Linked DNA regions of Homo sapiens: regions 1, 2, 3, 4, 6 and 7 are each linked to region 5. Evidence: chromatin contacts called from ENCODE Hi-C or POLR2A ChIA-PET data. All regions are on one chromosome and are shown on one strand. Each heading gives the region's core, a stretch centred on a gene start or an enhancer-like site at or near the end of the contact. The rest is flanking DNA. Distances are from core to core; before and after follow the strand shown.

Region 1 (4,304 bases), core at 1,672-4,171, 360 kb before region 5:
TTCCAGAAATGAAGGCCTCCTTGAGAAGCCACATTAACCCTGACATTTCTTTCTCCCCATTTCTGTGGGCAAGGAACACGGCCCCCAGGCAACTCTGGGTTCCAGAAATGAAGGCCTCCTTGAGAAGCCACATTAGCCCTGACATTTCTTTCTCCCCATTTCTGTGGGCAAGGAACACGGCCCCCAGGCACTGAGGAAGTCCCCACTGCAGCGTGCGTTAGACGTACGCACCCCTCTGCAAGCACAGGCTCGCACAATCGCCCGCTGTGTCTCCTGCCAGCCAGCTGGGTGAATGTTCCCGGGCAGCCAGAGCGTTTTTCCTCCCCTCCTCACACTCCCCTCCCCTTCTCCTGCCCCGCCAGCTCCACGCCCTCCTGAATGTTCCATTCTAAACAGCCACAATCAGGAGCCTGTTCTGCACTGGGAAAAAGAGCAGCATGAAGGCTTTTAAACTTGCTGGGTAATTTAAGGTATTTATCGCTATTTGGAGAGCTTTGCTTGTTTTGAATCCATTCCCCCTGCAGCTCTCAGAAATGGTGCAAATGATTTTTTTTCCCCCTTGAAAAGGGATGCTTCTAGGTCTTTCCACTGTCCCCGAGGCCGGATTCTGAATGCAGGCCTCCAGACCTGGGTGCATTCGCTGAGGTTTTGTTCATTCATAAACGTTAATTGGGCATCTCCCTGCTCCAGGCCTACATTGTGTTTGTAGAGTGCTCCCCCTTTCTGCAGTGGACTGTGTTTCTAACTCATGCGCAGTAAACGAGGTCAGAGAGCCTGGCTTTGGGATCCAGGCTGACCCAAGGTCAAGCTGCGCCCTGCAAATTAGCTGTGTGACCCTGGACACCGTTCTCAGCTTCTCCAGAACACAGTTTTTCATCTGTTAAATGGGTATGATGACAGCTCGTAGCTTACTTGCTTTGGAGGCCAGCCTGCCCGTGTCCAGATCCCAGCTCTGCCACTTCCTCCTCCTGTGAGCCTGGCTTTTCCGTTTTGTCAGTTGATTCACCTTCAGTCAGGAATAATAGCCAATCCCTCAAAAGGTGGCAAGAGAACTGAGTTGATGCATATCAAATACTTGTGCTTAGCACATAGAAATTGCTCAACTCAACAAATGTTAGTTTAGAGGAGGCCCTTAATAAATCTAAGTTCCCTTTTCCCCTCTCGCTTTCCTAAAGCTTCACCTAAGCCAACAGCTGGACAGAGGCGGAAGCTTGCCAAGAGAGTCAGAAGAATCTGGACTCCACACCGCCTGCTGCAGGGCCTGCTGGCCTCACAGGGAGAGGGAGGAAGGGGGGTCCACCCTGGCCAGGTGCACTCTGGTGAGAGCAGCCCACAGAGGCCTTGTGGTCTCCCAACTTCCTCAGTCCTTAGGATGCTAACAGGGCTGTAGCAGAGCGAGTCCTCAAAACCAAGGGGCTTCCCCACCACTCTGAATCCACCAGCAATCTCTGCCTCTGCACGGCACCCAGGGCAGGGTGGTCCTTCCCCGCTTTTCTATTCCAGACCGTCCATGAACTGCCTCCATTTCCTCCACCCACCCCCAACATAGCCTCCTTCATGGAGCATATACACATGTGCAAGTGCATATGTTCAGACCCACACACACACACACTCACACTCATACACACTCACACAAACACATCCATACACACATGCACTCACACTTACACACACACTCCCACACATACACACCCACACATGCACTCACACTCATACACACACTCCCACACAAACACATCCATACACACGCACTCACACTCATGCACACTCTCCCACACATACCCACACACACACAAATATACTCTCACACATACCCCTGCATACACACACATCATACATACACACCACATATACACACACACTCCCACACATACCCCTCACATACACAAACCAATACACACCCACACATACACTCTCACACACACCCCACATAAACACACACCCACACATACATTCTCACACACACTCCCACACATACCCCCCACACCTATACATATACACCAACAGAAACACACACATACATACATGCACATACATGCACACTCACACACACACTCTTTTCCAGCTTTGTGTTTCTGCTTCTGCCTTTTCAGTTTCTTTGATTTCCCACATATGGATTTCCTGCCCTGCCTTCTGAGGGTGTTGGGCAGGTGAGAAGCCCTAAGATCATGTTCAGAGCTGAAAACATAATCACCAGATTGGAATACTGGAGATGAGATGGTAGAGAATGGCTAGTTTTAGCTTTTCTCATTAACACGGGGTGGGAGCAGATGACCTTTTCCTTTTAGCTGACAGCTAGTCTGCTGGCCATGGGCACACCCTCCTCCGCAAAGCCTCTTGTGATCTCCAGTCTGACTGGACACGGCTTCTTGCTGCGCCCGTGATCCTAAGCATGGGGTGTGGGTGGTAGGGAAAAGCCTGGAGCAGGGCTGCTTGGTTGAAATCTTGGCTCTGCAAGTTATTTGGTTTTGCTGTGCCTTCATTTCCCCATTTGCAGAGTGGGGTCAGTATTTGCCCTGATTCTTAGGGTTGTTAAGAATATTCGATGAGGAGAGCCACATCAAGTGCTTGGAATGCCTGTCTACTGATCATTACTGTTACCAGCGCGATCATGGTTTTGATCATGGAAGCTCTTAGCCCACTGCACTGTGATCGGTCTAGGAAGTCCTGTCGCTTCCCCCACAGGTTTCGCAGCAAACGGGCCAGGACAGTTATCTCAGGCAGCCTAGAGAACGCCTACAGTGTGAGCAAAGCCACTGTTTAAAGTGAGGTGATACTTTATTCACCAAAGATTCCTTTACTTACAGAAAGTCCCCCTTGAACTTATGATTTGAATTTTAGACATTTTACCCAATCTCTATCTTTCTCTCTCTTTTTCTCTCTCTCTCTGTCTCTCTCTCCTCCCCGCCCCCAGCCCTCTTCTTGCATAATGTGAGAAGAGGCTTTCAACAGCCAAATGGAAACCCCCTTTGTCACCTTGTAGGCGTGTGGCATTGGGACACTGAAGTTAGCAAATCGGCCAGTGACTCATCAGTTTCCTCTCCATAACTGGGGTGTGGTTGGGGGATGGGGCAAAACTGGCACTTGGCAGGAGGCCTTGGCACAGTTCCCAGGCAGCATTCCTTCTGACCCGTCAGTGACCATGTCCTACCCATTAAGGAATATTGTAATGATCAGCCCTGGAGGAAGGAGCATTAAGATTTCTGCTCTGACTTCAGATGTTTTGATACAATTTGGGTAGCTCGAGTTCTCCATCCCTGACAATGAAAATGCCCAGGAATGTCAGGGAAGCGCGTTTTCTGGAAACCTACCTCCCTGAGACCTGTCTGGCCTGCACAGGGGGGTGGACCGTGTGGGAGAGAGGGGATTGTCCCTCTCTCCCCAAGGTCAGCTCTGGCTTGCGGAGTAATGGCTCGTGTGAGTGATGTGTGTGCAGGACTCCATTAGGGGCCCGGCTGTCCAGCTGTCTTGTGGCAAGTGTCTTTGCAGAGAGGGGCGAAAGGAGCAGATAGCTCCAGAAATGGAGAATAAAGAGACCATTGCTTTCTGCTTTCTGGCAAATTCTGCCAAAATACTGCAGAGAATGAAAAACTTTGAAGGAAAACCCCTTTATCAGCTATCCCATGCCTTGTGGCCATTGATTCCACGAGCAGGTGTTTCTGAGAGCTGGAAGCTGGCCTGGCCCTGGCCTCTTTCAGGAATAGAACATGTGAGGATGGTTGGCTTCACCACCTCCAAAGGGACCTCGGGAGGAGTAACCTCCCAATGGGGCAAGATTACTCACCATGACGGGCAGCTCAGTGCATGGCAACAAGCGTATGCTCTGCTGGGCAGCCTTCTTGGCTGGAAAACTGGCTCGTGATTCTGACTGTGACTCTCCCTCCTACACTTTCCAAGCCAAGAGCCTCCCCCAGATTTCACATGCCTCCCGCATGGCACCTCTGTTCTCCTGCTGCCACCACTCAGACACCCAGGCGTGAGGATTACTCTGAAACCCTGATGCTTGGCCATACCTGCCCCACCATTTCTGAGGCTGCCATAATGAATCACCACAGACCAGGTGGCTTAAAACAACAGAAATGTATTCTTTCCCAGTTCTGGAGGCCAGAAGTCCAAAATCAAGGTGTCAGCAAAGCTGTACTCCCTCTGGAGACTCTAAGGGAAGATTTATTATTTGCCTCTCCCAGTTGCCAAACTCCTTGGCTTGGGGCCCCATCTCTCTGCTCCATGTACACGTTGCTGCCCCCTCTTCTGTCTTCTTTTTTGTCTCTTATAAAGACACGTCATTAATATTTAGGGCCTAC
Region 2 (3,712 bases), core at 215-2,714, 390 kb before region 5:
ACCTTCCCACTCCTTCCCCTTTTTAGCTCCCCTTCCTGCTGAAAGCCACTTTCACTGGCAATAAAATCCCCCACATTGGCCATCTTCAAGTCATTTGTGTGACCTCATTCCTCCTGGATGCCAGACAAGAACTCAGGTGCCACAAATGTGAATGCAAAAGGGTGTCTGTCACATGGACCATCCACTGAGCTGTTAACACTTAATCTGTCCATGGATGGCAAAGCTAAAAGGGCACTGTAACACTTCTTCCGGGGCTTCAGGGGTCATGGACACCCTCCCCTAGATGCTGCCACAGGGTCAGTACAGAGTTCGCTCTTGCTGGCACCCAAAAGCGTTCACCCCCACCTCCTGCACCCATTCACCTGTGTTCCCCCTCCTCTGAGGGGTGGAACAGTGAGTGAGTGGAATTTGCCCCTGCCAGCACCCATGTACTCCAGTTCCTGCCTGCAAAGGGGTCAGGGAAGTATCCTGCTTCATTAATAATGGGAAACTGGGGGTTAAGGTATGAGTGTATGTATATGGAAGCTCTATATACTTTCCACTCAATTTTTCTGTCAACCTAAAACTGCTCAAAAAAGAGAATCTATTAATTTAATTAAAAACAAAACTGGGTGGACCCTACCCACCTTCCTACCAGCAAACATGAGAAGGAGGATGGCTGTTCCCCAGTGCTGACGGGGGCACTCAACCTTCTGGGGGCAATTTAGCAATGGATAAGAAAATAAAAAGTCTGTAATCACCTTGATCTGGCACTTCTAGGAGTTTATCCTAAAGCCATGGTTCTCAACCAGGGGGGATTTTGCACCCCATCCACCCCAGGGAGGACATTTGGCAACATCCGAAGATAGTTTTGATTGTCAGAGCTGGGGAGCTGCTACTGTCCTCTAGTGGGTTGAGGCCAGGGATGCTGCTGAACGTCCTATGGTGCACAGGACAATCCTTACAACAGAGTCATCTGATCCTGTACGTCATTAGTGACACTTCTGAGAAGCCCAAATGAGGAACTGGGTAGGTACATAGTACTCATCTCAGTATTGTTCACAGTAGTGAGAAATTAGAAATGATCAAAATATCATGTGGCAGTAATTAAAGGATGGTATATCCATACTATGGGATCCTGTGCAGCCTTTAGAATGGCAGTATGGGAGTATGATCTCTAATATGAAAAAAAATGCTCATGAGACATACATGAAAAAAATTACAAAGCGACATGCATAGAAGAATTGTATCATTGTAAAGACAGAGTACCTATGCGCATTTCTTTTTTTACTTTTTACAAATTAATTTGATTTTTTTAAATTTTGAGACAAGGTCTTGCTGTGTCGCCCAGGCTGGAGTGCAGTGGCGCAATCGTGGCTTACTGCAGCTTCATCCTCCCAGGCTCAAGCAGTCCTCCCACTTCAGCCTCCTCAGTAGCTGGGACTACAGGCGTGTGCCACCATGCCTGGCTAATTTTTGTATTTTTGTAGAGATGGGATTTCACCATGTTGCCCAGGCTGGCCTAGAACTCCTGGGCCCAAGCGATCCTCCTGCCTCAGCGTTCACAAGTGTTAGTATTACAGCTATGAGCCACTACACCCAGCCTGTTATGTATCTCTGAGAAGACACATAACAAAATCTCAAGCCTGTGTCTAGGTGGTTGGAATATAGGTGGTTTTTAACTTTTAAAATTATTTTGGGGATTTAGATTTTTTTTTTTACAATGAACATTTATTACTTTTATAATTAAAACAAGAATACTTTTTAAAATTAAGAAATTATGCAACTAGATATGTAGTCAAGTAGAGGTTGCTTAAATACTAAGGTTTATTTTCAACTACTAATTACTTTCAAAAGTATTTTAAGGAACACATTGTCATACCAATTAGATGCCCACTACATGCAGGTTTTGTACATTTCATTTACTTCTCAAAAAGCCGTGTTGTAGGCTGGGCATGGTGGTGCACACCTGTAATGCCAGCACTTTGGGAGGCTGAGGCGGGAGGATCACTCGAGGCTGGGAGTTCAAGACTAGCCTGGGCAACATAGTGAGACCCCTGTCTCTACAAAAAAATTAAAAAATTAGCTGGGCATGACGGCACATGCCTGTAGTCCCAGCTACTTGTGGGAGGCTGAGGCGGGAGGATAGCTTGAGCCCAAAAATTTGAGGCTGTAGTGAGCTATGATTGTGCCACTGTGTTCCAGCCTAGGCAATAGAACAAGACCCTATCTCTTAAAACAAAGCAAAACAAAAAACCGCAAACCTTGTTGTTGCTCCTCACCACCCATTTTAGAGATGAGGAAGCAGAAGTTTGGAGGGTTAGATACGTCAGATGCAGAGATGGGGTTCTACCCTGTGTTTTCAAAGTCCAAGTCTTTCCCTCTGTACCATGGTAGGGGCAGTGTGCCACTGTAGTGGGTAGCGTGTTTGTGTGGGATTATCAGTAACAGATTTCTTCCAATATGCTCTTTTCAAGAACTCCAGCACATTTAGGGGATTTCCATTTGAGGAACTTAAGAGGACATTCAGAGACTTTTTCTTCACACACACACACACACACACAAAGTTCTCATGACTTTTTTTTGTTGTTGCACTTGAGGAGTTTTTCCTATCTGGAAAATTCCTTTGCCTGGAATGGCTTATTCTAGATCAGGGATGGAAACATCAGTTGTGCCTGAGAATCTGGTCTGGGTCTCATGAGCGTGTTTTCCAGCTCCTGGAAAGCCAAGACTTCACTGTTTTAACCCAGGGTAAGAAGGGACCTCTCTAGAACATTTCTCAGCTGTCATCTCATAAAGAGACTTGTCAAACCTGATTCCTCTGGTACCAAGAGGAAGCAATTTGAATTTTCTTATTTCCTCTGGAGTTTAGGGGTGCAGTTAGCAAACAAAGGAACCTCTTAGGTCTCTCTGCCTTTGCTATCTGCTAGTGGAGACTGCTTTTCTTGGACGGTTTCTGCAAGGAGCTGTCCGGCCAGTTGTGGATTGGCTCACGGGATGGAGAACTGCTTCCTCTGAAGAGAGGGACTTCTGCTTCCTCCTCACTGTGCTTATTGCTGCTCAGAGGCTGCTGGGAAATCTCTGCCGCAGCCACCCTCCCAGCGTGCACCTCCTGGATATCTGTCCATGGAAGCTCCTGGACACCCCCTACCTTCCCTGCATCTGGGTGGACTCCCGCATGCACTTGCTGCATTTCGTCTCAGGTTGCCTTTTGACTCTCCACCGCTTATGATTCCACTCGGTGGCCTCCCTACTGATGTCTTTCCTCAGCCATCTTGTAAGTGGTTTCTCCTTGGTTCCAGCCCTCACTGAGGCCAGATTCTGTTTCCTGCCTTCAGTGTCTAACGTGTGGCCAATCCTCTTTCTTCAAAGGCAGAGTGGCCCTGCTTGCATCTGCCAAAAAGACACACCTGGGCTCCCTGCAGCTGGCGTGGTGCTGCCTGGGCATCCTGCCAAGCCAGCATGCCCTCTTTCTAGGGGAGCTTTCCTGCTTCTGGTTTTCAAATCCTTGAAGCAGCACTGGGGAGGCGATGAAGAGGGTCAGGTTTGGAGTCTCTGGCTGAGTCCTGGCCCTGGCCCTGGCAGGCAGAGTGCAGCTGGGGTGGTTCTGTCTCAGAGCCCGGTGGCAGACTGACCAGTGTAGGTAGGGGAAGACTGGCTGGACCTCCATCTCAGATCTGTCCCTTGAAAGTAGGGTTGGGATGAGACCCCTTAGAGGCTTCAGTCTGGAAGA
Region 3 (4,188 bases), core at 611-3,110, 310 kb before region 5:
TTGGCCAGTCTCCCAGGAACTCCTTAATGAAAAATTTCATTCCGGTGGACGAGAGTGGAGTCGACACAGTCCTCATTACTGCCCAGGTCTAAATTAAACAAGACAAGGGAGGTTCTTGAGGAGCAAGGCAGAAGTTACTGAAGGCTTGAACAGTAAATTGCAGGAAAGGAGCTTCTGTCGGGGAAGGTTCTCCGACTTTCCAGGGTGCATGGAACCCCAATGCATTTCTCCTTTGGAGGATCAACGGCCACTTAGGTTGAGGGTACAGAATGGGGCACAGTAAACCCAGCCTCCTCATCCTTCCCTCTCTTGCTGGGTGAGGGCTGGGCTGCAGGCGCGGCCCCCAGGACTCTGCCTTGGTGGCTATGGTTCCAGAATGGTGACGCCCGGAAGCAGACACTCCGCAACGTACTGTCTTCTAGGCTGACAGCTCTTGCCTCCCCAGCTTGAATACATGCTCAGTGGGCCAGGGTTGAGTTCTGGAGTCCCCATGTCCCTTTGTAGTGACACCAGCATCTCTTTCTAGATAAGGGGCTTGCATAAAGAAATGCCATGTTGGCTTACAAGTAGGAAATCATGTTCTTTCCCATCAATTGGATTTCTAGGTGACCACCTGAGATCCGAAGTTCTGGAAGTCAACACACCATCCACCCACGCTCCCCTTGCCCACTTCACTCTGTCTCTCTCGTGCACAGGTGCACGCACACAGGGCTCAGGCTGCAGTCCGACAGAAACATAGGCTTCCTGCCATTAATTGGAGGGCCCTGACTGCAGACACAGCATAACTATCTATTCATAGTCTTTTTTTAATTCTAAGAAATGCTGCTCTAGCTATTACCTACTTCAGGGCAAATGACTGGCTGGCGTTATCAGCATTTTTCAAGTTATAAACACCCCCTCTTAGCTGGGACCCCTCTTTATTTTCAGTGTTCTTCAGAATGAGGAGTTGGGGCATGGCCAGCCGGCCCTGGCTGTGGCATGGAGGATGGACTGGCCCTGGGCACTCAGGGAGGGGTGGCGGGGGCTGCACCCCATGGCCAGGGGACAGTTACAGGCACCACTGTCCCCAGATGCCCCAGGGAACACTGTGTCCCAGCTGCTTCTACGTAACAATCCAGGCCATGGCTTTCCTTGTCTTGCACCCATTTCCTGGAGGAAAAGCGGGAATGGTTTAGGAATGGGTCCCTGCTCCGTGGCTCCTGAGAAGAATTCCCTCTCTCCAGACTAACGCTGGTGTCCAGGCACTTTTCCGCCTTTAGATCCAAAGCTATGGAGGGGCTTGTAAACATGTTGCTTTTTGTAAATTGAATAAGTGGACTTGTCTAGTTTCGTAAACATTGCTGGCGGCATCCGGAGCCCCAAGAAGCACGCTTCCTCCTGAAACACTGCCCTGCAGGCAGGACAGCTCCCCGACTCTGGCATCAGCTGCCATGTCTTGAGAGTCTACTGTGTGCCAAGCATTTTACCTGCAGAGTCTAATTTTATCCTCAATCTTATGCAGTGGGTACCAGGATTTTCCCTTTTTACAGATGAAGAAACTGGAATTGAGGAAGGCCGAGTTGCTCCCCACAGCCTCACGATCGTGAGAGGCAGGGCTGGGACTCATGGCGTCCAAGGCGTTTGGTGCTGTGTCTCTCCCTGAGGGCTGCGTGCAGCCTCCCCTTCCAGACCCCGCACGGTATTTCCTCATCCAGGAAGACAGGACCTAGGGCTGGACGGCAGCTACACTCATGTCATGCGCTGGGAGGGTCTCCCGGGGTCTCCCCAGGACCACGGCCACCTACCACCCCTGTCCCCTGAAGATAAATGATCGCAGCTGCAAATTTCAAACAGTGTGACGTGCTGCGGTCGGCAGCCAAGACAAAAAACCCACAGACGTTTGGCCTTTGAGGCAGAGGAACACCACGAGCTTTCTGTTGCTTTTCTTTTGATCTGCTGTTTGATTTTAAAAAGGGGAAAAAAAAAATGGAGAGGATCAGTGAGTAGAAATCTAATTTGAAAAAAAAACAAAACAAGTTCACAAAAACAGGAAATGTCGTCTACCGTGGACCAGTCGCTGCTGCTTTGGGACTTTTAAAATGACAGCACGTCTTATAGACGCCGTTCACCTCTCCTAGTGAGCCTGGAATTCTGGGGCTCAGAGGAGCAAGGTTGAGAGGTCGTGGATGTAGGAAGGGCGGAGAAACCATCTCATGTGCCCCGCAGCGTTTGCTCCAGGGCCGGGGCTGGTCCTCGGCTAAGCTGGCTTCCTTGGTTTTTCTAAAGGAAGACTCATGACTTCCCTGAGAAATGTTTGCTTACAAAAGACTGAAACCCACCCTGTGGTGCTGAAACCAAGGGGAATTTAATGCAAGAGCAAACCCTAAAGCCAGAAGCTGGGTTTGGGCCTGGCCCCATCCCCATCCCCATCTCATCAGGCATCACAGATTTAAGGAGTAGGGCTGTGGGTCCCTGGTGCTCTCTGAGCCCTTAAGTCTCTGGTGGGGCTTATCTCTGTGTCTCTCTTTCTCTCCCACACAGATACAGACACACACAGCCACACACACACCAGAGCTACCTCAGAATGGTGCCTTCAGCATAGAGCCTTTAATCCCACATGGGTCCAGGGCCCCACTGGCTCACTGTCTCTGACCGTCTGTGCCACCTTTATGGGAAAGAGAGTCAGATCGGTTCATGTATCTCTGTGCCTCAGCTTCCTCTTCTGCAAAATAGGAATGCTAATGGTATTTCTATCCCGGAATGTCTGTGAAGGTGCCATGGGTTAGACAGTGTGCTCAACTCATTCAAACTCAGGCAAGTGTACCCCTGCGCCTGATAGAGAATGAGTGCTCAAAATGGGGTGTGACTACTGTCCTTCCTATTGTACAGCGTCCCTGGTATAAGGAGTTACGTGAACAAACGTTTTCAGAGCCACCTCAAAGAGAACACAACCAGCATAGAAAAAAAAATAGATCGTTTCACTGAAAGAACCACTATAAATACTCCATGATAAGTCAGATTTCTGGAAGATATTGTATAATTTTCAAAGCACTGCCACATACATGGCTCAGGCGATTCCCCCAATATTCTGAGATATTACTGAGACTAATAAACAAGGAAATAAGAAGTTAAGGTATTGCCTGAGGTTGCACTGTCTGCAAGTGATGGAGTTTAAACTCAGATCCACGTCCCACCTCTAAATTCTCTGTGGGTTTGTTGTTGTTTGCCTGTTTGGTTTTGGGGGGTTTTTTTGAGACAGGGTCTTGCTCTGTCACCCAAGCTGGCGTGCAGTGATGCAGTCATAGCTCACTGCAGCCTGGACCTCCCAGGCTCAAACCATCCGCTCCCCTCAGTCCCTGGAGTAGCTGGGACTACTGGCGCATACTACCACACTCAGCTAAGTGTGTGTGTGTGTGTGTGTGTGTGTGTGTGTGTATGAGATTTTACCATTGTTGCCTGGGCTGGTCTTGAATTCCTGGGCTAAGCCATCTGCCCGCCTTAGCCTCCCAAAGTGCTGGAATTACAGATGCGAGCCACTGTGCCTGGCCAATTTGGTGTGTTTTTAACTTCATCAGAGGTAAAAGTTTTCATAATCCATCATATTTCTCTTTATACCTTGGCTACTGGGAAGCACAAACTAAGTGTGATGCCCAAACTCAGCACTGCCCTAACCGTGGTTTTTAGTATATTTTGTATATTGACTGAACTGCAGTACTTAGATGAGGTAGATTGGTTTTCTGAAACACAGTGTAAGTGCCTCTGTAAAGTGGATGAATTGTGCCTTTGCAGACGTTCAAAAATGGTGAGGATGAGTTTTATTTCTAACACGTCATCGTTTCTGCTTGTGGAAGAGGACGGGCTATGGTGGACGTAGCCTGGCACCTGTTCCTTCCTGTGATCTGGTTCTCTCTTCCAGCCTTGCTGTCTGGAGTCGTTGCTGGAAAGAGTGTCCAAAGAAAACAAGGCCCCATCCCCCTGCAGGTCATCTTTCTGTTTCCTGCTGATACCTGGGGGGAGGTGAGGGGAGACTTTCTCAAAGGCCCTGGCAGTGAAACATCATCAAAGTGAGCCAAGACCTTTGTGAGGCTGAGATGGGGATCACACCTTTCCAGAACGCTCATAAGTGTCACTTCCTAAGGATTTCAAACCTGCACAGACAAACCCACGTGTCCTACGGGAAGGCTGCTCTGTGTCTAGGGGAAGGCTAAT
Region 4 (4,023 bases), core at 952-3,451, 460 kb before region 5:
GTTGAGCAAGGATCCAGGGTCACACAGCCCATGAGCTGTGTGCAAAGTTTAGAGGTTGCCATGGTCTGAATGTTTGTGTACCCCCCACAAATTCAAGTGTTGAAACCTAATCCCTAATGCAATAGTATTGGGAGGTGATTAGGTCTTGAGGGCTCTGCCTTCATGAATGGAATTAGTGCCCTTATAAAAGAGGCCTGAGGGAGCCTCTTCACCCCTCTGCCATGTGAAGACACAGAAGGCATCACTGTTTGGTGCCTTGCCAGACACCGAATCTGCTATTGCTTTGATCTTGGACTTCCCAGCCTCCAGAACTGTGAGCAATACATTGATAAATTCCTTAGTCTAGGATATTTTGTTATAGCAGCAGGAGTAGACTAAGACAGAGATACCAAGTTTGTCTGTGGATTTGTGGCTTCCCAGGGCAGGTGAGCCTGGAGGAAGGACTCGTATGTGTGTTGTTTTTCTATGCCAGGAGTCAGAGGTTGGGCTGGGTCCCATGATCAGGGCTGCTGTTTAGGGCCGGGGTCTTCCTGTCTTCTGGCCTTGTGAATGGCCTGGTGCTTTGCCTGGCGAGAGGAGTCAGACTTTCCTCTCTTGCTGCAGTGTGTTGTTGCTGCTCTGCTGTCTAGCAGCTACCGTTGCCATGGAGCAGCAAGAGGTACTGTGCCAGTGGCCCCCCTCCCACTGTCCTTGCAACAGCTCCTCTGTCTGCCTCCTTAGCCCTCAGCCCTGCCATGGGATGGGAACAGAGGAGACTGCAGCAGCAAGTGTGGCTGATTTTAATTGATTTCTGCTTGGTACACATTTACTGATGAGCTGTAGGTCAGCAACTTCCAACAGAGCTGAGATGGGAAGAGAATGGCTGGCTGCCTAGTTGCTTCCTGGGACTTTGAATGGCATCTTGGCATTTTACAAATGTGATCATGGGAGCTGCTGATGGGACCTCCCCTAGAGATACAATGACAGCGGCACCTGTCATCTCTACTATTATCTATAATGTGGCTTGTATTTATCAACTCACTTAAACCTGCAGGCAGTATTATCTCCATTTTACAGATAAGGAAACTAAAGCTCAGAGAGGTTAAGTAACTTGACCAAATTAACACAGTGAAAAAGGGGCAGAGCTGGGATCCAATCCCAGGCAATATGGCTTTATAGTTCATGTTCTTAACCACTATTTTATACTGCCTCTGTATTTCTAAACTAAAAGTTGAAACCTACCATTGGAGATCTTTAAAAATAAAAGTAGGTCATTAGCTCTTTAAGACAGTCTATGTATGTAGCGACATTTATTAAATACTGACTGAATAAAGTACCTAAGAGTATGCCAGGTACTCTTCTAGTTGCTCTCATGTATTAGCTCATTAATCCCCACAACACTCCTGAGAGGTAAGTATTATTATTTTCATCCCCATTTTGCAGAGGAGAAAACTGAGGCATGGAGAGGGTTAGTATCCACGGTCACAGAGCCAGGATGTGACAGGACTGGAACCCAATTGTCTGGCTCTAGATTCTAAATAAAAGTGAAACTACTAGCTTATGAAACAAAATTTGACAAACCTCTCAACTTGGTTATTCTGACGGAAGAAATTCTAGGAATAGAGAACCCTCCTGGAGTTACCGTCTTAGTTACTAGAGCTCAGTTTGTGAGACTCCATAGCTTTTCAGAATATTTTATATTCTGAATAAAAAAATGCACACAACAAAAACAACCAGATACATTTGTTCAAAGGAACGATCCTCAGGATTTGTGGACAGTTCACTTCGAGACCAGTGTCTCTTACAATCTCAGTTTTCTGTCCTGAGCAGTTACCTTCAAAACTTAGGGGAAGAGCTCAGAGGATGTCTGAGTCCATTTTGCATCTTCATCACACAGAGCTCTGTGGCTGAGTGCATCATAGCTCTTAGGTACAGCAGACCTATTGGATTGATCAGCAGCAGAACTGTTATGCCTGGGGTAAGAACATAATGAAGTGGGGGAGATTCCAAGCTAGGAATTTGGGGCCCAGATTCTAGGGGATGCCTCCAGGGTTTTCAGGCTGCACCTTCTCCATTGATCTGCCCAGTTTATGGAGCCACAGGGGAATAAGTCCTGCTATTGAAGGTGATGTTGGTGCAGGTGGTATTGGGGTGGCACCATTGACCATGCTGCACTGGGAGTCCCCAACCCTGGGCTTTCCCTTTTGAGGTTCAGTGTAGGCTCTTGATTCTGCTTCATAATCTTACTTTACAGTTGGAGGAAGAGGACGGGTTGCGAAAGGAACTTCCTTTGCATGCGGTCAGAGTGCTGGGCCATCTGAACAGCCCCCTCCACGGTCTGCAACATTTCTACATTCTGATAGAAACAGTTAGTGGTCTTGACGTGTCTGACAACCTACAAAACCAACATATCCTGGGGTTTGATCTCTCTGGTGGTGTCAGAGGAGTCCAAAGTGAGCATCTGTAAGCTCGGCTGTGATCCAGCCTATTTGGGAGGATCTGTATTAAACCAGTGACTGCCCTCCCCACCCCACCTCTACTCCTAAAGGGTTCTGTTTCACAAGAGCCAGGCTCAGGTACCTGTTTTTCTCCACCCACACCTTGTTTATTCCTCTTTTCCTCACTGTCTTCGTTGTTGTTCTTGTTGTATATGAGAAAATCGACTCATTTTTAACATTTCGCAAGCCTCCCCCTCCCACTAGTAGGTGTGTGAGCAGCTGCAGATTTTACCGTCTGTAAACCTTCCACACTCCAGCAGATCCTCTTTCCACCTTTCAGCACTGTGCAGCCCACCCAAGCCACGTGCCTTCTTGGTGTCCCATCTATGCCTCTCTCTGAAATCAGGAACCAAGCTCACTGGGGATGAGCATGGCAGGACCTCAGGAAGAAGCCTACTCCTTTCCTTCCTGCAAGAAAATGTGCCAGGCATTTAGTATTAGGGATACAGAAGTGGATACACAAGATTCTTGCCTTCAAGCAACTCGGGAATTTAGAAGGAATAGCAACAGTATTAACAATTGCTACCATTTATTCAGTTTCAGTATATGTAAGCCACTGCACTTTTTTTTTTTTTTTGAGACTGAGTCTCGCTCTGTCACCCAGGCTAGAGTGCAGTGGCGTGATCTCTGCTCACTGCAGTCTCTCCCTCCCAAGTGCAAGTGAATCTCCTGCCTCAGCCTCCTGAGTAGCTGGGATTACAGGCGCCTGTCACCACACCCGGCTATTTTTTGTATTTTTAGTAGAGACGGAGTTTCGCCATGTTGACCAGGCTGGTCTCGAACTCCTGACTGCTGGTGATCCACCCACCTTGGCCTCCCAAAGTGCTGGAATTACAGGCGTGAGCCACCTCACCCAGCGCACTGTGCTTTTCCTGAATGATATCATCTAATAATTCTCAAAACCAGCCTGGAACGTAGGAATTCTTGTTTTCATCTTGGAGATGAGAAAATGGCAGAGAGGATAAGTTAATCAGCTGAGGTCACATAGCTAGCAGGTGGTGGACTCAGTAGTTTGTCTTTGGAGGACAGACAATTTTTTTTTTTTTTTTGAGATGGAGTTTTGCTCTTATTGCCCAGGCTGGAGTGCAATGGCCCGATCTCAGCTTACTGCAACCTCTGCCTCCTGGGTTCAAGCGATTCTCCCACTTCAGCCTCCCAAGTAGCCGGGATTACTGGCATGTGCCACCATGCCTGGCTAATTTTGTATTTTTAGTAGAGATGGGGTTTCCCCCTGTTGGTCAGGCTGGTCTTGATCTCCTGACCTCAGGTGATCCGCCCGCTTCGGCCTCCCAAAGTGCTGGGATTACAGGTCTGAGTCCTGCACCCGGCGACAGACAATATTATTAAGAACAATGTTGACTGAACGCCTCCAGCGTCCCACTTGTCAGTGCTTGTAGACACAGGCTTTCAGTCTCCTGAAGTGCTGTGGACACTTTGATCAGAGAGGGTCATGGCTTGTGAGGATCACCACACAAGAGGAAGTGGCAGCTCAGGTCTGATGATGAAGTTTGTCTGACTCCAGACCTTTCTGGCTCCTAACCCCTGG
Region 5 (3,914 bases), core at 595-3,094:
GAGTTGGTCCTCTGACCCACTGCACCATCCTGCCTCTGACCCTCTGTGGACTAACTGTCATCTCTGTCTGTCTCCCCTGTTAGATAATAAACTCCTTAAGGTCAGGGGCTGTGACTTACCCATGTTACAGTAGATTCCCTCAAACCTGACTTCTAATGTCTGCACATTTAACACCACCACCATGGGAGAATGTATAATGAGAAATGGCATAGCATGCATCCTTGAATGGATATATCAAAGGTTACTCACTACACCTTATAGTCCCCTGAAGTCTTTTATACTATATCTATTAAAGACCGAGAAAGTCTATTCTTTATTTTTTTTTCAAGTTCTCATTGGCTGAAATAAATCTAAAGCCATTCTGAAGAATTTTGTGCAGTATACCATGAGACCCCATTCTATTAAGTATTGTTTTATGAGCTCAGTTAGCACTTGGACCTCTTCGATAAGCTGAACTCTTTGCAAAGTTTCATGTAGTATCACAAGCCAGCATGTCATTTACAGTTGATTATATGATGATTATGAACATTTCCATGAAAAGTTGAGTATCAAGCTTTGGGGGGCAATATCCCCTATAATAACAGCACTCTTTCTCTAGGGAAATAAGATTTCACAGATGCATACCCTAGGAATTTAAATGTGAAAACCAGTTTTGTTATTTCTCAGTTATTTACTTTGTTCCACAGACATCTCAAATGTCAAGTGCAGAAAAACTAAAATTTATTCAGCTAAAAGCCCATTATGTTGGCCATTAATTGAAGCTGAAAAGCAAAAATATACTATGATCTACGATGGTTAGCAAAAGCGTAACTTCTAATTATTTAAGTTAATTATTCTTATGGTAGAAAATTACATGTTCATTAATCTTATGCTGTGTATATAGCACAGTGGCAAAGGGGAAAAATGACTTATCTAGTCAAAACCTAAGTTACATTGTGTCTGAAGAACCTACCCATTTTGGAATTTAGAAATGACCATAATAGGCCCAAAGGATTCCTCTTTGGCGAGGTACATGTAGTCTTCCACATCTGTGAACACGGTCGGCTCCATGAAAAAGCCTTTTTGGAAAAAACAAAGAAAAAATGTCAACTGTAGGTTAAGTCATTTTCAATTAATAGTCCTCTCACTTAATTACATTATAATTTTTTCTTTCCCTCTGGCCCAGTAAAACCAAGAAGAGTTGCATTTCTCTATTTGGTGTTGGCATGCCCAGGTTCTTATTTTTTAATGTCTTTATTATGAAAATGTCAAACCTATGTAAAGGTAGAGAAAACAGTATAATGAATGGTAAAATAAATATCCATATTTTGCTGTATTTATCTTTTCCTCATTGAAATATTTTAAAGCAAATTCCAGATATCATAATTTTAACACCTCAGTATTTCAGTACACATCTGTAAAAAATAAGGATATTTTCTTATATAACCACTATACAGTGTCATGCTTAACAAAATTAGTAAGTATTCTTTATTCAGAGTTTATATTTTAATTTCCTTAATGTCTAGAAATTAGCTTTTTCACAGTTGGTTTGTTTGATTTAGGATTCAAATTCTTCTACACATTGTATTTGGTGTTTAGATTTCTTAAGGATCTTTTACTCTAAAACATTTCCCCATTTTGTCTTCCCCTTATTTTTTATGCTATCGTCATGTTAAAGAGACTGGGTCAGTTGTTTATACATTATCTTTCTTTCTGGTTAATCATTGCTTCCTTTGGATGATATTTGTTTCTCTATCTCTTGTATTTCTTCTTTTTCCCAGTGACTTTTATTGTGGTAAAATACACATAACTGAAATTTACCATCACAACCATCTTTAAGTGTACAGCTCAGTGTTATGAGATTCATAATATGCAACCTTCACCACCATCCATTTTCATTAACTATTTTCAGCTTATAAAACTGAAACTCTATACCCACTAAAAAATAACTTCCTGTTCCTTCCTCCCTCCCTACTGCAGTTCTTATGAATAGAAAGCTTGGCTTAAAGGTATAATTAGATTCAGCTTAAGCTTTTTTGGCAGGAACACTTCATAGGTGATACTGTGTATTACACGTTTTATTCCATCAGGAGACACATATTATCCAGTTGTCTCCCCTTCTTTGTTTTATTTTGTTTTGTTTTGTTTGAGACAGAGTCTCAGTCTGTTGCCCAAGTTGGAGTGCAGTGGCTTGATCTCAGCTCACTGCAGCCTCCTCCGCTCACGTTAACCTGCCTCCTAGGTTAAAGTGATTCTTGTGCCTCAGCCTCCCCAGTAGCAGGTGCGTGCCACCACACTGGGCTAATTTTTGGTAGAGATGAAGTTTCACCATGTTGGCCAGGCTGGTCTTAAACTGTCGCTGTCCATTCCAACTGAAGAAGGCGGGCACCCGGTAAACCCCCACAGAGGTGATCTTACCTGGCCTTTGGACTTGTCTTCCCCCGTACACCAAAGTGGCCCCTTCTTTCACTCCAGTTTCACAGTATTGCAGCAGCTTTTCCAGATGAGCCTTATGATTTTGGGGCCCATGATCAGTGGATCTGTCAAGTGGATCACCAATTTTCATCTTTTTAATTTCTTCTACCTGTATGTTACCCAGTCCATAAAAACACAATTCACTGTTAATAATAATGGAGTTTCTACCAAGTGGTAGGTGTTATACTAAGGTGTTTATAGATGTATTGTCATTTAGTCTTTACAATAGCACCGGAGGTAGGTGGTTGGTTTTTTTTTTTTTTTCCTTTTTGGAGACAGGGTCTTAGTCACTCTGTCGTCCATGCTGGATCACAGTGGCATGGCATGGCTCACTGCAACCTCGAACTTCTTTTTTTTTTTTTTTTTTTTTGAGGTGGAGTCTTATTTTGTTGCCCAGGCTGGAGTACAATGGTGTGATCTTGGCTCACTGCAACCTCTGCCTCCCGGGTTCAAGCTGTTCTCATGTCTCAGCCTCCTGAGTAGCTGGGATTACAGGCGCCTGCCACTGCGTCCGGCTATTCTCATGTCTTAGCCTCCCAAGTAGCTGGGATTACAGGTGTCTGCCACCACGCTCGGCTAATTTTTGTATTTTTAGTAGAGATGGGGTTTCTCCATGTTGGTCAGGTTGGTCTCGAACTCCTGACCTCAGGCAATCCACCCGCATCAGCCTCCCAAAGTGCTGGGATTACAGGCGTGAGCCACCGCGCCCAGCTGCAACCTCGAACTTCTAAGCTCAAGTGATCCTCCCGCCTCAGCTTCTCAGAAGAAGAAACTGAGGCCTAGAGGGGTTAAGTAAGTGCACCCAACCACTAAATACTGTAGACTTTTTTCCACTTGAAATCCCAAGTCCTTAACCACTATCTACTAGCACAATATAAGCTACATACACTATATGAAAATTATCCTAAATGTTAATCCATTAAGAATAGCAAACTAATGTTCTGAAATGTTTATTAATATCACATACTTACACTGTTCATGGCAAGAGAATTTCTAAAATGGTCACATTGTTATCTTTTTTTTTCCTCCTCAAATGTGGCAGACTGCCTTTGTAAAATTCTCCTGGTGTAGCCATGCCAGATGACCCACTAGAATGCTCTGACGAAAAATAATCTTTACTGCACGATGTTCATCACTGACATGTATTTGTAATTATCTCTTCCACTCCTCAGTTATCTTAACCTACTTCTGCATCTTCTAATGTTAAGTCCAATTCTGGTAAGAAGAATGGGAGTTATAACCCAGCAGGTCCATGACTTTGAATTTAGGCCTGGCCGTAATCTCTTAGTGCGTTCCCCAGGGTTCTGCACTGGATGAGAAGTTCTGAGTGGCCAGGGACCATGTCTGCCTTGTTCACATTTATATTCCCAGCATGCAGTGTTTGGTACTAAGTAGGTGCTTGAGAAATGCTGCTGATGAATGAATATGAACAGCATGTTTGTAAAACATGCTTGTTGATG
Region 6 (3,810 bases), core at 1,214-3,713, 340 kb before region 5:
CTGAAAAATGGAGGGCTGAGATTGGAACCCAGAGGCCATGCTCTTAAGCTACTATGCCATACCTAGGGTAGCAGTACTATATAATTTATCCTCCAAATTGGGACACTTTGAGAGGGAAGGATCGTCATTAATATTTGTGCTGGGTCAACAGGCATAAGATGAGGCTGTCTCAGGCACACCAGGATGTGTGGTCACTTAAATTACACAACTTCTTAACTCTGACAGAATGGTGCCTGCCCTTGTGGAGTCTACAGTCCACTGGATGGGAGACAAGAAAGTGGCAATGCTAATGCAGCATGCCAAGTGTCAGGACATGGGGGTTTTAAGGGACCATGAGAAGTTGGGAGCACAGAGAAGGGCCCCTGATTTGGTCTCTGGGGGTCAGGGAGGGCTTCCTGGAGGAGGCGACAACTAAGATGAGATTGATGGATAAGTAGGAGTTAGCCAAAGTGAAGTACATAGTGGTGAGAGCTGAGATGGAATGGATACCAAGGCCTCAATCTAGAGATTAGGCCTCTGGGCTCGGGCACACCCCTACTCTCTGGGACCGCTTATATAAAATGAGATACAGTTTACATCAAGGATCTGTCACTTTTTCTTAAAAAGTCAGATAGTAAATATTTTAGATTCTGTGGGCCAAGAGGCAATATCAAGGATATTACATAGGAACTTGTATAGTTACTTAAAACAAAACCATGTAAAAATATGAAAATTATTCTTAGCTCCAGGACCATATTAAAACAGGCAGCTAACTGGATTTGGCCCGCACATTTATCTCAAAGTTTGTGGTCTTACCCAGCTTTATGGCATATCTATTCATCAGAAAGCTTTGCCAGGTATTGTATAGACCATGGGGCAGGGGGTAGCTTGTATCATGGACGTACCTACATTAAAAGCCCCCAAGAGCCAGCAAAAACCCATATTCAAACCTACCTCCACTCTCCAGCCGCAGTCCAGCCCCAGCCAAGCCACTTAACCTCTCTGAATCTGTTTCCTGATCCTGTGGAATGTGGGTAATAGCACTGCTTCTCAGGGCTGCTGTTAGCTGCCTTCTCATTCCTCTTACTCAGCATTCATCAAACACTTATCCTGCACTGGGCGCTGCACCAGGCCCCGGAGTTCAAAGGTGGCCAAGATGCCACTTTTGAAAAAAATGTTTTTTGAATGTGTTTTTTGGTTTTGTTTTGTTTTTGTGGTCATTTTCTTAAAAAACCTGGGTGTGGTCAAGAGCACAGCCCCCTGTTTTGACGCTGCATTAGTGGAGGGAATGAGTTTAACGAAGCGGGTGACTTCACCTGGGTCACCTGCCAGGATTCTATCTGGGGTCACAGTTACTTCAATAAAGTGAAGCAGGAACGAGGCAGAGGGGACATGGGCCTTTGTGAGAATGAACGATGGAAACTCTTTGAACTCCTGGGATAGAAAGGCCAAGCTGTCACTAGAGCTGTTCGTGATGGGAGAGTGATTAAAGCTCGTTGGAGTTTCCTGCCTTCTTCTGGCATCAGAACTTTATGCCTGCTCTGTGTTCGGAACCAGTGCAGCTCCGAGTCCTGAGCTTTGACGTGGGAATCAGATTTCCCTGGGCCTGAGTCAGATTCTGGGCCCCACAGAAGTCAGTGGCTCCCATTTGGCTGAGGGGGTTCCCACCGGACCCTTTGCTGGGTAGAAAACACAGCAGCCAAGAAAGATCTGTTGGTCCTTGAGTCAGCTGTTGAGAAATGGAGCCACAGGGGATGCTGGGGGGTTCTCCGAAGCTTGACACCCTGCCTTCAGATCCTGGCATCATCATTTGGCAGGAACACGTGTGGCCTTTCACAAGCAACAGGATTTCTTTGAGCCTCAGCTGTCCCATCTGTAAGATGGACATGGTGTTGCCTTCCCAACTGGCTTGCCCTGAGACTAAATTTGGAAATTGCCAACATTCCTCGAATGCTCCTTATGTGCCAGCTATTGTGGGGAGGGCCTCAGCTCAGCCCCCTCCAAGGCCTGATAGTTTGAAGGCACTGAGGTAGAGGTTTTGTGTCTGTTCCTAGAATTAGGCAGTTTGGTTCCAGAATCAACATCCTTAACCATTAGATGACACTGTCTGTGAAGAGAAAGAAAACTCATGAAAACACAATTCACAACACAATGAGTGTGTGTGTGTGTGTGTGTGTGTGTGTATGTGTCCTTGTGGTTTGCTTATTGAACAAGCATTTCCTGAGCACCTACTTTGTGCAAAGCCATGGAAACATAAAGATGACTAAGGCACAGTTCCCAGCTGCAAGCGGGGAGCTTCCAGACATTTCTATCTTACCTCAGAGCTAGTGATAAGAATAGGTTCCCTCACTCTCACTTCCACCCAGCATGTGCCTTAGCTTACAATTGATAGATTTTTTTAATTCTGTGACCACAGAGCTCTTTGCCAGAAATGGGGGCGGGGGAAATCCATTACCCAGAAGCGGCCCCAGCTCCCCCTTCACAGCCCTCCTTTCTTGTGGGTAGCTGGCATTGCCACGTACAGAGTAACTTGGACGTGACGCTTCACCGTGAAGTCACACTCCTGGCCTGCTGGGAACAGTGGGGCAGCCCTGGAGGAGCCAACCCGATGAATAACGTTATTGGAGGTGTCCATATAAAGAGGACCTTGTGTAAATAAATGATGTGACCCTCCCACCCCCACTTTGGCAGGGCTGCGGAGCTGAGAAAGGGAAGCACAGGAAATGTGTTTATTTTGCCTTTGCTGAGCAGTCGTTCTGAGGGTACACAATGCAACATTAAACCCCAGGGGAGCCTCCTAGGTATGTTAACTCGCCATCTGCATGCTCCCTTTGCTGTGCAAAGAGCACAGAAATGGTTTCCAAGCCTTCTGTTTGGCTCCCACCCACCCTACCTTTTTTCTTTTTTCCTTTTGTCTACTTGGGAAATTTTTGAAGATAAAGTGCAGCAGATGATATAATAAACACTTTTTACTCACCATCCTGAATTCACAAATGTAACATTGTGGCATATTTGCTTCAGATCTTTTATAGATCTGCCTATATAATAGAAATAAACCATCAGGGTCAGGCACGGTGGCTCACGCCTGTAATCGCAGCACTTTGGGAGGCTGAGGCGGGCGGATTACTTGAGGTCAGGAATTCAAGACCAGCCTGGCCAACATGGTGAAACCCCGACTCTGCTAAAAATACAAAAAAAAAAAAAAAAAAAAAAAAACATAGCTGGGCGTGGTGGTGCACACCTGTACACCTGTACTCCCAGCTACATGGGAGGCTGAGGCAGGAGAATTGCTTGAACCGGGAAGGCAGAGGTTGAAGTGAGCCGAGATCACGGTACTGCACTCCAGCCTGAGCAACAGAGTGAGACTCGGTCTCAAAAAAAGAATAAAATAAAATAAACAAACCATCACCAAGGTAGAAATCTCTTTTGAATCTCCTCTTCTCCCCTTCATCCCTGCCTCTCAACCTCTTATGAATTTACAATATAAATTCCAGTGTTTGTTTTATACTGTGACTCCTATATCTGGACCCAGATACAATATGCAACACAGGTTTATGTTTTCATAATTTATGTAGGTGCTATCATACTGAATATATTACTCTTCAATTTGCCTGTTCTGTACAACTATGTGTTTTGATGTCCAGCCCTGTGGATCCCTCAGTCTGTTCCAATTACTGTATCATGTTCCATCATATGATTATATTGCATTCTATTTATGTATCTACCTATAGGTAGACAGATAAATTGCTTCCATTTTTTTATCATTATGAATAACATTGATCAAAGCATCCTGGTGCATGTCTGCCTTCAGATGCACAAGTATAAGTGTGT
Region 7 (4,233 bases), core at 1,685-4,184, 290 kb before region 5:
CAAGAGGCCTCCCTTGGAGGCATCAGTTGCCACAGGAAGCAGATTCATTCATGAAAACCCACCCCCCAGGCCCCGATCCTACTTGCTTTTTTGAACCTTTCTGTTCTTTGCTTTGGCTCAGAGAATGCCACTTAGTGTATAAAAAAGGATCCCAACGTCCCGCCCTGCTGGACCGGTGTAATTATGTCTGCTACACTTCCTTTCTGGAAGGCCCTGGTCAGGGGGTGCTGCAGCCTTCCCAGACCCCGCGGGCTCATCCTTCTTCAGCAGACCGGCCTGCCCTGTCATTTTGGGCATAAAGCCTGTGCAGGGACAGCCATGGAGCCCTTCCCCTTCCCGACCAGCTTTGAGGTTCGCAGAGGTGCCCCGCTCTCTGTCGCCTCAAGGCTGCACTCCCTGTTCCCCCACCCAATCCTCTCTTAGATGGCCTTCGGCGCCAGCTCACTCCTCCTCTGTGGGCTTTGCATGAATACTTCTTTCTTGGGAAAATCATTCCCTGCTCTCCCAAGCTGGAACGGCACTCCTGTGCCATGCGTCCATGGCACCTGTGCTTAATAAAAGCAGTGAACATGAACTAAACACACACCCAGGCAAGGGCCTGGTCTGGCCTTCCTGACTTCATCCTCACACCCGCCCCATGATGCAATGAGGCGTTTCCTGAGCACTTACCTGCAGGGGCACGTGCAACTCCCTCCTCTCATCTGAGCTTTACAGCCACCTTTAAAGCAGGGAGTACTGTTTGGCTCATTTTACAGTGAGGAAATAGAGGCTTTAGGAGAAAGCCCGGACCTCATAGCTAGTAGGTGCTAGATCTGGGAATCTGACACTAGTGTCTTCTCTTGGCCACTAAATTACACTCCAGCTGCCACACTGCATTGCCATCTTTTCTGTTCCTTGTCCCTGTTAGAATGTGTGCTTTCTCCCTGAAATCATATCTTGCTTCAAACTGGGCTCCCCCAGCGCCTCAGGCTGTGGCCTGTTTGCATAACTGGCAGTCACTGGACTGATTCAGGCCAAGGATGGAGCTGCCACCAGGTTGCAGGGTCCCTCCTGAAGACGGAGGACCAGGCTGGGAGGTAGACAGCCTGCTGGGCAGGGGTGAGGGGTGAGCTGACCAGTCTGAAGCTCATCCAGGGCAAAGCGGGACCTGCAGGTGGCAGACGCTGTCAGTGGGAGGTTGGGAACCAACGCCGGTGTGTGCCAGAGGAGCCCGGGTAGTGGGTGCGGGCAAGAGCAGGCCTGAGCGTTCTCTCCCTCTCCACCTGGAACACCCTGAACTCATCACTTTTTGGGCTTCAACCAGGGGAGGCAGGGAAAGTGAAAGGAAAAGTGACATCAGCCACTCTCCCTCCTTGTCAGCAGCTTAGGGCAAAATTCTAGTTGGGAAAGGTGTCCTCATCTTTTCATTACTACATTGGCCTGAATTTCTAGAAGGTAGAGTGACTTCTCTCGGCCAGTGTATTCATCCGTGCACCAGGCATACAGTCAGCTATTCTCACCATCATCTATAACCACAGGAGGTCCGTGGCACCGTCATCCCCATTTTACAGATGAGAATGCTGAGTCTCAGATTAAGTAACTTGCCCAAGGTCCACAGCCAGTAAGTACTAGAGCCGGATTTTAAGCCCAGGCTGTCTGGCTGCAGAGCCTGTGTTCTGAACCACTCTGCTCTGCTGCCCCTTGATGGAAACAGCCACATAGTAAAGAACTCTATTTTTTTCATGAGAAAAAACTTTTAACTGTGAATATTAATTGCTTGTCCCTTAAGAGCAGCTGTGGGTCAAGTGACACAGTAAGTTCTTTGCAGACTTCATCCCTTTAAACCTCATAAGAGCCAGTGAGGTTTGTGCTCTCTCAGCTCCCACTTTACTGATGAGGAGACTGAGGCCAGGAGAGTGAATCTTACTGACCCCAGATCATGGGGCTGGTCAGGGCCATTGCCAAATTTTACATCCAGATTGGTCTGCCTGACTCCAGAGTCTGATCTCCAGCCTGTGCTGATGAGCTTGCTCATCTCCGCAGAGTTCCAGACATCCTAGGGAGAGTAAACCTTTGTTCCATCAAAGCAAATACTCTCCATTTTTGTTCAGTATTTATTGAATGAGATCAGGGAGACACTGATTTTCTGTAAAAATTGTATCCTGAAATCAATGTATTTAGTTTCTACCACTTAGTTTTAGTAGGGTCACTGGCCTTTAAAGAAAAAAATGCAAAGACTTTTCCCAGTTCTTGCCTCACTTTTCTTTAATGAGCTCTGAAATCAGGCCAGCCCAGGGGGACCTATCCCACGTTCCCTATTCTGGATAATAAAATGGGTCACTCACTTCTTTTTAGTTTTATAATTTCCATTGATCATAAATCTACATGTGTTGTCAAAATACTCCTCTGAGGTTGATGGAAGGTAGCAAAGATGGTTTTTCTATTTCATAGGAATGTTATGGCACCACACAGATGACACTCCCTGCCCTCTCACTCTGCCCTGGAATCCATCCCTGCACCTCCAACAAGGGCTGCTGGGTGGATAGAAGGAGAAAATCCCTCTTTTTGCTCTGCTGTCCAGCAGCACAACAAAAAGGCATATTTGGGTTCCAGTCTTTGCTCTGCTGCTTTCTGGGAGTGGGTGGATGAGCTCTCATCTCTGGGCCTCAGTTTTGCCATCTGAAAATCAGAGGGTGGTATCAGATAATCACAAAGGTATTTTGTAACTCTGAAGTTCTGGGTTCTAAGGACTCTGAGATGCAAAATTATTTGAAAGCTCTACAGGCAGAAGAATATTAATACCTCTGATGTCATGCAATTGAGGGTGTCTTATTCACCTCTGGGCCCCGGGTCTGTGTCCCTGCCATTGTGTGTGACTCTGTTCCTGGATATCTGTATCTTCATGTCCTCGGCCATGGCCTAAGAAGCCGCAGAGATGTCTGACTTCCTCAGTGAACAGCAGATGGATGGATTTAGACGTGCTTGTCCCTCTAGCACTCCACGATGGTCTTCCTGTTCCACTTTCACTATGATTGAGAATGGGCCGTCCTTCTTGAAAGAGGAAAAAGGCAGTGAAGTGATAAACAAAATCTTCTTAGTACTCTGCAAAGATGTTCATGTGTTGCCACAAAGCTAATCACCCTTTTCTGAATTCTGCAAGTATTGGGCACCAAGTGCCTGGGACACTGAGATACCTGGGCCTTATCCCAGCTGCCCTGGAGGGAGGGCATGAGTTGAGCTCACATTGTTCATAGTGACATTAACTATGATCAGGATGGAGCAGGTTGAGGCAAAGGGGTGAAGGTAAAGGTGGTGGAAATGGCTCCGTTGGGGCCCCAGGCTTGGTGGTGGTGGTTACTGGGGAGAGAACGAGGGTGTCTTCCAGGCAGGGGTAGGAGGAGGGCTTTGGAGCCCCATCTGCAGAACTAGCTCCACCTCTCTCTTGGGGGAGGACCAGCCTTCCTCTCACTGGAAGCATGCAACATGCAGAAACGAAAGGCCCAGAGCATGGCTCATGCGTGCCTTTGGAACAATGGAGAAATCGGGTATTGTTAAAACATGCTGCTTGACTAAGAAATAAATGGACCTCTTTGGGTGCCTCTCAATTCATAGTTCAGTTACTGTGAAATTCCATGAATCCTTTACAGTCTGTTAATACATATTAATAGCTAATCTTGATATTGCCAGAAAATTGCTCTTCAGACCTCCAATTTGCTTAACAGCTGCCAATCTAAGTTGCCGCCAATTGCCTCTATCGGTCTTCTGTGTCAGTGAGATATTAAGTCGCCATGAGCCAGGCATTTTGCACAGATGACAAATGTGTTTGGCGTTCACTGCAGAACCCGCTCATGTAAAAGCGACGCTCAATCATCAGTTCTCAAAGTGAAACAGAGACCACCAGCCTCAGAATTGGCCTGATAGAATCATCACGGGGCAGCGATCAAGAGCAGGTTCCCAGGACAGCCCGACCCACTGAACCAGAATTACTCAGGGTGGTGTCTGGGAACCCGCATTGCATCAGATTCCCGCTGTGATTCTTACATACACTGAACATTGAGAAATGCTGTCAGGTGAAAGGCAAAGCAACATTCCTGCTATCCTGCCCCCGGCACTTGGGAAACCACCCTCTGTAAGGTTTACAGTAGCTACTTCCTGAGTGCCTACTATGTGCCAGGTACCATGCTATGTGCTTTCCTTGTGGGCTCTCATCTAATCCTCAAAATGACCCTGAGAAGTAGACTTTATTGTTGTCCC

What was found. Hi-C counts contacts between places; a loop is a spot of excess contacts on that map. ChIA-PET counts read pairs that join two places held with the same protein, here RNA polymerase II (POLR2A). Pooled maps may share reads with other maps.
Region 1: a map with no recorded cell type shows a loop between it and region 5 (2.6-fold over the local background). The contact joins two enhancer-like sites. A Hi-C loop is called at or near these places in 13 of 37 single-sample maps with no recorded cell type and 12 of 50 pooled maps.
Region 2: a map with no recorded cell type shows a loop between it and region 5 (13-fold over the local background). The contact joins two enhancer-like sites. A Hi-C loop is called at or near these places in 4 of 37 single-sample maps with no recorded cell type and 4 of 50 pooled maps. POLR2A ChIA-PET finds 5 or more read pairs at or near these places in 1 of 52 experiments (activated CD4-positive, alpha-beta T cell).
Region 3: a pooled map shows a loop between it and region 5 (2.6-fold over the local background). The contact joins two enhancer-like sites. A Hi-C loop is called at or near these places in 3 of 50 pooled maps. POLR2A ChIA-PET finds 5 or more read pairs at or near these places in 2 of 52 experiments (WTC11 and activated T-cell).
Region 4: a loop to region 5 is called in a map with no recorded cell type, with 5 times the contacts of the local background. The contact joins two enhancer-like sites. A Hi-C loop is called at or near these places in 4 of 37 single-sample maps with no recorded cell type and 3 of 50 pooled maps.
Region 6: a map with no recorded cell type shows a loop between it and region 5 (2.1-fold over the local background). The contact joins two enhancer-like sites. A Hi-C loop is called at or near these places in 11 of 37 single-sample maps with no recorded cell type and 12 of 50 pooled maps. POLR2A ChIA-PET finds 5 or more read pairs at or near these places in 2 of 52 experiments (PC-9 and RWPE1).
Region 7: a loop to region 5 is called in a map of aorta, with 2.0 times the contacts of the local background. The contact joins two enhancer-like sites. A Hi-C loop is called at or near these places in 1 of 168 maps with a recorded cell type or tissue (aorta), 11 of 37 single-sample maps with no recorded cell type and 5 of 50 pooled maps. POLR2A ChIA-PET finds 5 or more read pairs at or near these places in 5 of 52 experiments (GM10248, K562, WTC11 and 2 more).

Annotation. Positions count from the first base shown.
Region 1 is chr12:104,668,875-104,673,178 of GRCh38, forward strand. The region is part of intron 2 of CHST11 (carbohydrate sulfotransferase 11); the gene reads left to right. Among named protein-coding and RNA genes, the nearest start is that of MIR3922, 79 kb to the left of the region's middle. RefSeq lists an enhancer at 2,537-3,141. Within about 2 kb of position 2,922, at least 31 of the 41 ENCODE cell types and tissues checked have a DNase peak (open chromatin) inside an H3K27ac peak, as active enhancers do.
Region 2 is chr12:104,641,116-104,644,827 of GRCh38, forward strand. All of the region lies in intron 2 of CHST11 (carbohydrate sulfotransferase 11), which reads left to right. Among named protein-coding and RNA genes, the nearest start is that of MIR3922, 51 kb to the left of the region's middle. RefSeq lists enhancers at 2,102-2,151, 3,049-3,098. Within about 2 kb of position 1,465, at least 6 of the 41 ENCODE cell types and tissues checked have a DNase peak (open chromatin) inside an H3K27ac peak, as active enhancers do.
Region 3 is chr12:104,718,776-104,722,963 of GRCh38, forward strand. The region is part of intron 2 of CHST11 (carbohydrate sulfotransferase 11); the gene reads left to right. Among named protein-coding and RNA genes, the nearest start is that of MIR3922, 130 kb to the left of the region's middle. RefSeq lists enhancers at 1,583-1,672, 1,731-2,359, 2,333-2,382. Within about 2 kb of position 1,861, at least 21 of the 41 ENCODE cell types and tissues checked have a DNase peak (open chromatin) inside an H3K27ac peak, as active enhancers do.
Region 4 is chr12:104,567,655-104,571,677 of GRCh38, forward strand. All of the region lies in intron 1 of CHST11 (carbohydrate sulfotransferase 11), which reads left to right. Among named protein-coding and RNA genes, the nearest start is that of MIR3922, 22 kb to the right of the region's middle. RefSeq lists an enhancer at 2,316-2,405. Within about 2 kb of position 2,202, at least 10 of the 41 ENCODE cell types and tissues checked have a DNase peak (open chromatin) inside an H3K27ac peak, as active enhancers do.
Region 5 is chr12:105,029,372-105,033,285 of GRCh38, forward strand. ALDH1L2 (aldehyde dehydrogenase 1 family member L2) reads right to left here. Exons shown (of 23, transcript NM_001034173.4): 20 at 2,398-2,563; 21 at 953-1,058. Among named protein-coding and RNA genes, the nearest start is that of NOPCHAP1, 45 kb to the left of the region's middle. Within about 2 kb of position 1,845, at least 3 of the 41 ENCODE cell types and tissues checked have a DNase peak (open chromatin) inside an H3K27ac peak, as active enhancers do.
Region 6 is chr12:104,693,313-104,697,122 of GRCh38, forward strand. The region is part of intron 2 of CHST11 (carbohydrate sulfotransferase 11); the gene reads left to right. Among named protein-coding and RNA genes, the nearest start is that of MIR3922, 100 kb to the left of the region's middle. RefSeq lists an enhancer at 2,410-2,549. Within about 2 kb of position 2,464, at least 8 of the 41 ENCODE cell types and tissues checked have a DNase peak (open chromatin) inside an H3K27ac peak, as active enhancers do.
Region 7 is chr12:104,737,922-104,742,154 of GRCh38, forward strand. All of the region lies in intron 2 of CHST11 (carbohydrate sulfotransferase 11), which reads left to right. Among named protein-coding and RNA genes, the nearest start is that of MIR3922, 150 kb to the left of the region's middle. RefSeq lists an enhancer at 3,072-3,121. Within about 2 kb of position 2,935, at least 11 of the 41 ENCODE cell types and tissues checked have a DNase peak (open chromatin) inside an H3K27ac peak, as active enhancers do.